Regions from separate parts of the Mus musculus genome. Here region 2 is linked to region 1. A link is a loop called in an ENCODE intact Hi-C map of the cell type or tissue named here. Cell type or tissue: left cerebral cortex. All regions are shown on one strand. Each heading gives the region's core, and the rest is flanking DNA. Links, peaks and the distances in the headings are about the cores only. Region 1 has its middle 9.8 kb from the start of n-TAtgc1. Region 2 has its middle 2.7 kb from the start of Plp1.

Region 1 (4,398 bases), core at 149-4,148:
TTCTCTACATTTACCTAATTGTGGGAAGCCACATGTGCCGTTGCAGAGTGGCACTGACTACTGCTGGCCACCATGCATAAGTTTGGACAAAAAAACCAATGTGTACATATGCAGTAAAGTTTTTTAAAGACACTGCATGGCCCAGGCATGATAATGAGGCTTTGGGAATATAACCAATCAGATGTGAGACATGCAAATGAGGTATGATAATGAGGCTCTGTGAGGTACAGAGAGAGAGAGTAGCCAATCAGATGAGGAACATGCAAATGAGGCGTAGTGCATAACCAATCCGGGTGTGAGACACGCCTCTCCTAGGCCTATATAATCCTAGGCCTATATAAGCAGCACCAGTTCTGGGCTCGGGGTCTCTTCGCCTCTGCAATCAAGCTCTCCCAATAAACGTGTGCAGAAGGTCCTGTTGCAGCGTTGTTACTGCTGGCCAGTCCGGCACGCGCAAGACCTAATAAAATGTGAACCCCACATTTATTATATTCTCAGAAATGTTTCTTCTTCTACAGGACATTGGCCATACTGCCAGTTTCACTGATGAAACAAATGAGAGTTTTAGTAAAAGTGAAAATGCTGCAATTGTCTAGATACTGCAGCTAAGGTGTGCCCCAATTCTTTCTCCAGAAGTCCTTCTTAAAATATGCATAGTTCAACATCATTCTGACACATATACAGGGATGACTGATATTTAAACAGGAATAATCACCAAAGCCCACACCCCCACAAGATCTGCAGGCAAGCTTTCTGACACTCCTCTTTCACAAACCAGGATACTGGGCTCTGAGAAGAGCCTCCTTCTGTCTTATCCTCCCAAATATGACCTGCCTGGCATTGGAAATTATTTCCAAGGCGTGCTGACTCAGGGAATCAAACTGTTGGGGCCAGGAGGTTCCCCAATCTCTCCCAATCTCCCAGTACATAATCTCAGGTCTCAGATAGGTCTGGAGTCTCTTTATTTTCTCCTGTACCCCCAGAGACTTTCAGCCCTATGGTAGTGGACCCACCCTCACAGTTTAGTGCAGAGAAAACCCTGTTCTTCCTTCCCCATCATTTGCATCTCTACACACTATACTGAATTTTCAAATTTACTTTTGATTTCAACCATCATTACTCAGCTTAAATGTGTGACTGTCAAGTTTTGTTTTTTTTTTTTTATTCTGTGATTCTTCTGCAGGGTCAGAACCACTGATTCTGCACAGCCAGCCACAGATAGTAGAAGAGCAGCATCCAGTCCCTTGTTACTTATCTTTGGAGAAACTGGGGACACACATGCACACACACACACACACACACACACACACACACTTGATAGAGTTTGTACATGTATATATTTTCTATACACAGTGGCAGTATTGATTGTGGCCAGTTTCATGGGGCAAATGAATTAGATGCACAAATGGATTTGCCTCTGTGTGCTGTGTGTGTGCCTGCATGTGTGTGTTCCTGCTTAGACTCATACTAGCTTCTATAGCTTCATCAAGTCTATACTTTATATTCACCTTAGACAGGGGTTGGGTTCTATTAGATATGCCTAAGACATGAACTTTTATATTCCATGAGAGGTACAAAGATTCCCCAAACTCCAGAACTAAGGTCCTATCAAGTCCAGTTTACAGCCTAGGGTCTCTTCCTTTATCAGGCCTGACTCGCACTGATGCAGTTCTCAATACAGCCACTAGGTGGGAGCAAAACTAAATTCTTGCAATTTCGTGAAAAGGGCTATTTTACACAGTAGCAAATATCCCCAAGTTAATGTATTTCTGGTGTGTTTGGAAGCTTCAAGGGTGTACTAAAGAAGTTCCGATTGTGGATCACCACAGATCTAGTACTCAACAACTCACTTCATCACTTCTCAGTGTAAAGTGAGCAATTCAAACTGTGTAAACAGTGCTCCTTCATAGAGAATATGGTGTCTGATTATTCAGGGCATTTTGTAAAGAATATAGTATTCATACTGGGACTGAATTCTCTGGCACTCAGATTCATTTCAAAAACATTCCAACCCCTCTCCAAAAGGCTAGCCAGATCCCTCCCTGACAAACACCTTCATTATCTCTCAATCATCAGAATTGCACTATGCACCTTGGGGACTTTCAAGAGCACCCTGGTTTATGGTCTGTTTTACAATTATTTTTCATGCTTTTTACAGGCAAAACTAGAATCATTCTATTCAAAAGAGTTTATGCTTTCTTTTTGTGTGCATGCACCTGTGAGTGCCTGTGCATGTGCCTGTGTGTGTATGAATGAATGTGTGTGTGTATGTGTGTGTATGAATGAGTGTGTGTGTCTGCATGTCTGTCTGTCTGTTCGTGTGTAATGCATGTACAGGTTTACACTCATGTGAAGGCTATAAGAGGACATTAGGTGACTTACTCTATCACGTTCTGATTTATGCACTGGAGGAAACATCTGTCACTAGACTTGGAACTAGGCTGGATGTCAGCAAGTCTCACCCAGCAATCCATCTCCACAGCAGAGGGTTGCAGTTGCCTGGGTCACTGTGGCCAGCATTTTTATCTTTAAATATCCTGGGCAAACGCATGCTCCTAGAGTACAGGAATGATGTAGGAAACTAGTCAGGAGTACAGCCTATAATTATCATGAGCAAAATTATGTGCATTAATGGCTAGCATTCTTATGATCTCTGATATTAGCATTATGACATCTCATTCTGTTGTATGTGTGAATATGCAAATGTAACTTATATGTTACATTTAATATGAGTATTTTCTCTGCTTTCGATGAACTATTATGCTGAGTTGAGGAACACCTTCTGATTTAAAAACAAGGTATAAAATATGTTCCAATTTTTCCCTTCTCGCTCATGGATGGATGCAGGATATACATGTGTATGTATGCATACCCGCTATGGTGACATGTGCATATTCATGGGTGCTTCTGTTGTTTCCATACTGAGAACCCCATTTGTCCTGGTTCTGAGGCCATCAAGTAGAAGAACTCGCCCAGGGTCCTGAGGTCTGTGCACGGTCATGACAACTAGAACTCAGGCCTGGTCTCTCACCTTGTCTACTTCATTATTACTCTTTACTCCATTAAAATATTTCTTGTTACTGAGGATCAGTGAGGAGAAATCTCTTCACCCATACCAGACAGCGAGAAAATGAGAGAGCAGAAGTCACAGGGGATCAAAAGCATTAGATCAGAAGTCCCCACAGCTCGGGTGTGGTCCTCAGCTTTCTCCTTGTTGGGACTGTCTCCTGTTAGCTATGGCACATGCTAAGCTACCAGTCTCCTGAGCTCCTGGGAAATATTTTGTTACCACAGCTTGTGTGGTTGGAGGAGTTCTGGGATTACAGACATGTACTGTCTCATACAACTGTACATGAATTCTGGAGATCTGACCTTAGGTCCTCATACTGTTCTGGCAAGCACTTCACCCAGGTGCCGCAGACCCTCTGGGTCCCTATGTCTGAGTGGAACGGGTCTCTAGTCACAGGTGTGCAATTGGATGAGATGACAGACAGATGCACACAGGAGAGGTTGTGAAGGATCTGAATGTATTTGTCAGGTCGAGCATCAAACTTTTTATAGTACAGAGAATACAAGGGGTTGGAAATCACAGCAGGCAAGGTACATTGAAGTTACCAGGTACAAAAGAAAGGAATGACTTCGAAAGGACTTACAGGAACCAGGTAAATGTTTACAGTAAAGATAAAGCAGTCCTGCCTAGGATCAGCTTAGTGACAGGCAAGGATTTCACACTCTAGTGTTATACCTTTGAACCTTGTGAAGGCACCAGGGGGTTCTGCTCTTGTCAGACCTCAAGAATAATGCAATATCACAAACCCCTAATTTCCTAGGCCTTGCTAAATTCCTATTTGAGTGTAACTTTTAAGTATCTGGAGAATCTTCATTTGTCAGGAGAATATACCAACTTGCTTTTAATATGCAATGTAGCCTGTACTGAAGATTTCTATCTCAGTGAGATTCCCTGGCTCTTTCTGCAGAACAGTTGAGCCACTGGCTCTGTCTATTGTAATGCTTAATTAGTTACTGAATAGGTTAACTTCCTTACTGCCTTCTCACAGGATTCTAAGCTTGGCTGCTTCTGGGATCTTGGAACACTGGGGAGACTAACTATAACAGAATTTAATCTTAAAAGGCATTATAAAGGAGTGTTCCTCTTTCTCCACATCCTCGCCAGCATCTGCTGTCACCTGAATTTTTGATCTTAGCCATTCTGACTGGTGTGAGATGGAATCTCAGGGTTGTTTTGATTTGCATTTCTCTAATGATTAAGGATGCTGAGCAATTTTTCAGGTGCTTCTCAGCCATTCAGTATTCCTCAGGTGAGAATTCTTTGTTTAGCTCTGAGCCGCATTTTTTAATGGGGTTATTTGATTTTCTGGAGTCCACCCTCTTGAGTTC
Region 2 (4,398 bases), core at 183-4,182, 220 kb after region 1:
TACCTGAGGCACTTAACTCTCAGCAGGGAGGATTGAGGCTTCCCTTGCTTCTTCGTACTATCTGTTAGCCTAGTTTCCCAGGAAAGGGACTTTAGCTTCAAGGTTAGACATTCTGTTCTATAGCACACCAAGTTTAGATTGCAGTGCCACCACTCAGACTGACCCTTCAACTGGCTATGCAGCCAGATACTTGCCTTTGTTTCTCTGAAAGGCCCAGAAAATTCTATCATCATTGCTGTTGTTGCACCAGGAGGAATAGGCAGGTTTATCTCTGTAAAGACTGCCCGGGGCTGTGGTATCAAGAAGTGGCCTAGGCAACTGTTAGAGCTGATTCCGCAGTGGACAGATGTAGCCCACAGTATTGGTGGACCCTATAGAGAGGTAGAAAGGCTTTGTGCCTCTGTCACACTACCTCCTGGGTCTTCATCCTTTTGGATAGCATGGATGCTTGTTTTCTCCTACAAGAAGCAGAGCTAGGGCACCCACCCCTTCCCCAACCAGCTGTGCCCTAAGGGAGTTTCCAGGGGGTTCCTACTCCCAGTAGCACCCTCATTGGCTGTATATAAGAATATGGTTGTGGGCAGGGTGAATGTCAAGTGGGACAGTGGGGGCCAGCCTAACCAGTGTACTGAGGGCTGCCTGAGATCCGTGGAAGAGACTTTAGTGGCCTGCGGACTGCTGTATTGAGGAAGTTTTCAGATGAAAAGTTAAATAAAATAAGCATGAGATCCATATAATTACCAACCACAGCCATGCTAAAGGATGTAGAGTAAAACGGCTTCCCTTAATCTCCAAATTCCCACCCCTTTCTCCAGAAGCAGCCATTTTTTAGCAGGCTAGGTGTACCATTCCAGAAATAGACATTCCCCCTCGGGAAGGTTCTCCTTTTTGTTTCTGGCTTAGTCTGAATTTTAACTGTGATGACTCTTCTTTTTTTTTCTGACTTCATATTTTAATCATATACAAAGGAGAGAAAATAATAGAACAAACCTCCATGTTCTCATGTAGTTGTAATAATTATCAACATTTGGCTCATTATTTCATTAAATCTTGTTATTACATTTTTCTGGAGTGGGCAAAGCTCAAGGATTGTGACATTTGGCTATAAAGACTTCTAAAATAAAGACTCTTTAAAAAGCATTCTTGTGGCCAGGGATGCAACTTAGTAGTATAGGCATAGAATACTGAGAGTCTGAGTTGGATTTGCAATAGCACATAAACTCAGTCAGTCTTGGTATTATAGCCACACCTAAGAAGCATCCCAGCAGTCTTTTCTATCGATTGTCTCTTCTGAATCCCACTTATTTGAAGCCCATCAAGATATATAAAACCCACTACATTTCAAACATTCACTTTATATTTTGCTTAGAGGAGTATGAAGGGTTAGGAACTTGGGTCATAGCAGCCAGAGAAGCTCGCTCGCCCATCCTCCCCTTTGCTATTCTTGTTCAGGAAAGAGGCTCTGTATTCAAGCATTCTTTCAGAGCAGAACAATTGTCCCAGCAAGTTCCAAGCAATGAATCTGGACAGAGGTATTTTCTAAAGGTACTTTTGTCTTTTGCCTATTAGGTGACTTCTGTGTACCCCATTACTCAAATGATAAAAATAAGTATATCTATAGAGTTAGGTGACTATTGACAACCAGGGAATAATTTTATTTTTGTTGTCATTAGACTTCATACATCTGCACTCTCTAATAGGGCTACCCAGGCAAAGCCAGCCAAGTTTTCAGGGTTCTAAGTGGGTTACATGGTTTCTTCCCACTGGATATTTGGCATTTCTCAGGTTTGAGTGTTCTGAGTTTATTTATCTGAATATTTTCTCTTCTAAGCGACTTTCTTACTCTATCCCAAGCTATTTGCATATCTCCCTTTTACATAAATACACAATTTACAAGTCAGCCCTGTCCATCCTTACATTGCTCCTTGAGTTACCAGAAGAACAACACCCTCACTCCCCACAACACACACTGTGCATGACCAAAGAATGCGACATCTCTGGCCCTCAGCCCTCAGTTCTCTTGGCCAAAAAGGCATGGCCAAGCCAATCGGCATAAAGTTGGGTGTGGAAAGTTCTATCTGCAAACACACAACACTTGATACATCGTCTGCCACTCTGCCAGTATTCTGTGCCAGGATTGTGAAAATTTGTAAAAGCCAGCCACTCGCCTTTCCAAATTTGGCCTGTGATGACACAGTATTGGATGGGACAAGAAAAGCCTCAGCTCTAGACGCTCTGGATGAGCCCGAGAACTCAGTCATACTGGGCCTTCTCTGTTTCCTTGTCTATCTTCCAAGTGAACATTCAGAGAAGTGAACCATCAGATTAGGCACTTACGAGCTTATCTACTTTTCAGGGAGCAAGTCACTGGACTTCTCAATGCCCTGGTTCAGTGGAGCAAAGAAAACTTGTTTGCTTTCTGGCCTTCCAGAATCTGATATGACAGGGGAGAACATGGAGGTACTATCCAGATGTTTTGTAGTTCATTGAAGACAGTTGCACAACTAAACTAAGCTGTGATCAAGGGGGCCCACGTTTTCTGGTTTACTGCTAGAACTGCATGAAGCACACTGTTTACTGGTATACTACAACCCTGCTTTGTTCTTCCTCACAGGCTCCCAAAGCAGGCAGCAGACTGCAACCATGAAGGCTCTTGGTGCCCTCTGGAGGAATGTTCAGGCATTGCAGAAGCCCAGCCAGAATGGAGACTTGTTTTTTGTTCAGCTCACTTAAGAGACCCAATGAAAGCAGAATCATAGACACAGGTAGGGTGGATGGGGTTTTCTTGGGTCAGGGAAATTCTTGAAGACTGGAAAAAAAAAGTCCTCTGAGGACTGTAACAGGAGCTTAGAAGAAGGATGCAGAGGGACTGTGCAGGCAGACTGTCATGTCAGATAGACAGAGCAACCGCAATGCACTAGATCCGAGGGAGCTGGGAACCTTAGGGGACAGGGGAGGGTGTGACATAATCGCCTGGCTGAGCACCTTTCCTAGCCATTAGCAGAAGAGCATTGCAGAAACAGAAAGATCTGCCCCATCAGTGAGGAGAGAGAAAAGGAGGGACAAGAGAAAGAGAACAGAAAATCAAATTCAGAGTAAGACAGTGGAGATGATAGAAAGGAGCAAAGAGGCCTCGGGGAATATGGTAGATAAGTTTGTGTCTGGGAGTTTACTGGGGAATTATTTCCTTCTGAGTAGCATAAACAGTCCCAGAGATGCTGCTGAGAATGGCTGAGATGCATCTGAGGAGTCAACCTGAGCGATTCCCCCCACACATAGATCAGCTTTGGCTATTGGCTTTTTGATTTCCCCACATCAGAATTCCCAAAGTTTAGGGTCAGTTCTTTTTGCCATCGTCCCTCTCCTCCAGGGCTGTCAATATAAAGAAGACCTACAGCTTCACTTCCATGACAGGCCGAGTCTGTGTCTGGAGAGCAGACCTAGGAAGGCATGGGTCTTAAGATCCTCAGCAGTCAGTCATGGCCTTAGTGTAGGATGCCCTGGGAAGCTCCTACCATACTGTTCCTCATGAGGCAGGTTCAAGGATCCCTTACCTTTCAAGTTGTACAAGAGCAAAAGATTTGTTTTAGAACCAGCCTCATACAGTCTACAATTCTGGAGTCCAGAGTTGTAGGTCCTACTCAGTTTTCCTCCTCTATTGTCTCTTATCTCAAGACAAAAACCACAGGACAAGTTCAGGAGGACATACCTTATTTTTTAGAGGTATAGAAATGACAAGTTCCACAACTTTCCTTAGAGCCATTCAGCAGTAGAATCTTGCTTCTAAATCAAGAGGGTTATGAGTGTGAGGCTTCTGAGGTGAGAGAGAAGATAGACAAAGAAACCACATAAGCGCTCCTTAAGGTGCACCTGTTTTAGAAAGGACTAGAAAAGTTTGCCTAGCTAACATCACCTTTTATATTTGGTTCCTTCACAGACGTCAGAAATCACTCTTACCATTGTAAATGGTTCACAAATACTTCCCCTCTTTTTACTGCTTGGCCATATTTTTTCATAGAATCCTCTTTGAGACAAGGACTGTATTTTCTTTCTCCCCCCCCCCCCAACTCTGACTGCTGCTTTCCCAAACGCTCCTTCCGTCTCCTTAGCCTCATCTTCACTCTGATGGGAACACTATTTCCTGGGAAGAGTTTTGACTAGCTGCTTGCCAGTTTGTGATAATGTCTTGTCTCAGAGTTCATTTTCCTTGAAAATTGCCTACATGGTCCACTCTGGCCTTTTTGTCCCTTGTGACCTTGGCACAGGTCTTGCCCTCTCCTTTGTATCTCTGTTATCCAAATGTACTCTCATTGCACGTCTGGCTTTTTTGAGCCTGGTCACACACAGTCTGTTCATAGAATCAGCAGCTGGTTCTATCTGCATTCTTCTAAAACCAAA

The links. A loop is a pair of places that touch in the nucleus more often than their neighbours do. Peaks named below come from ENCODE experiments on the same cell type or tissue, not always from the same donor. Only the 100,000 strongest peaks of a DNase experiment are listed, where the experiment ranks them.
Region 2: a loop joins it to region 1, with 9 times the contacts of the local background. A loop is called at or near these places in 3 of 42 quality-filtered maps.

Annotation. Positions count from the first base shown.
Region 1 is chrX:136,597,942-136,602,339 of GRCm38, forward strand. It overlaps a transcript of Tceal3 not described here. Among named protein-coding and RNA genes, the nearest start is that of n-TAtgc1, 9.8 kb to the left of the region's middle. In left cerebral cortex, for the core only: a CTCF peak has its summit at 1,683 (motif pointing right); a DNase peak (open chromatin) is centred at 1,690.
Region 2 is chrX:136,817,816-136,822,213 of GRCm38, forward strand. It overlaps a transcript of Plp1 not described here. Among named protein-coding and RNA genes, the nearest start is that of Plp1, 2.7 kb to the right of the region's middle. In left cerebral cortex, for the core only: a CTCF peak has its summit at 2,667 (motif pointing left); a DNase peak (open chromatin) is centred at 2,663.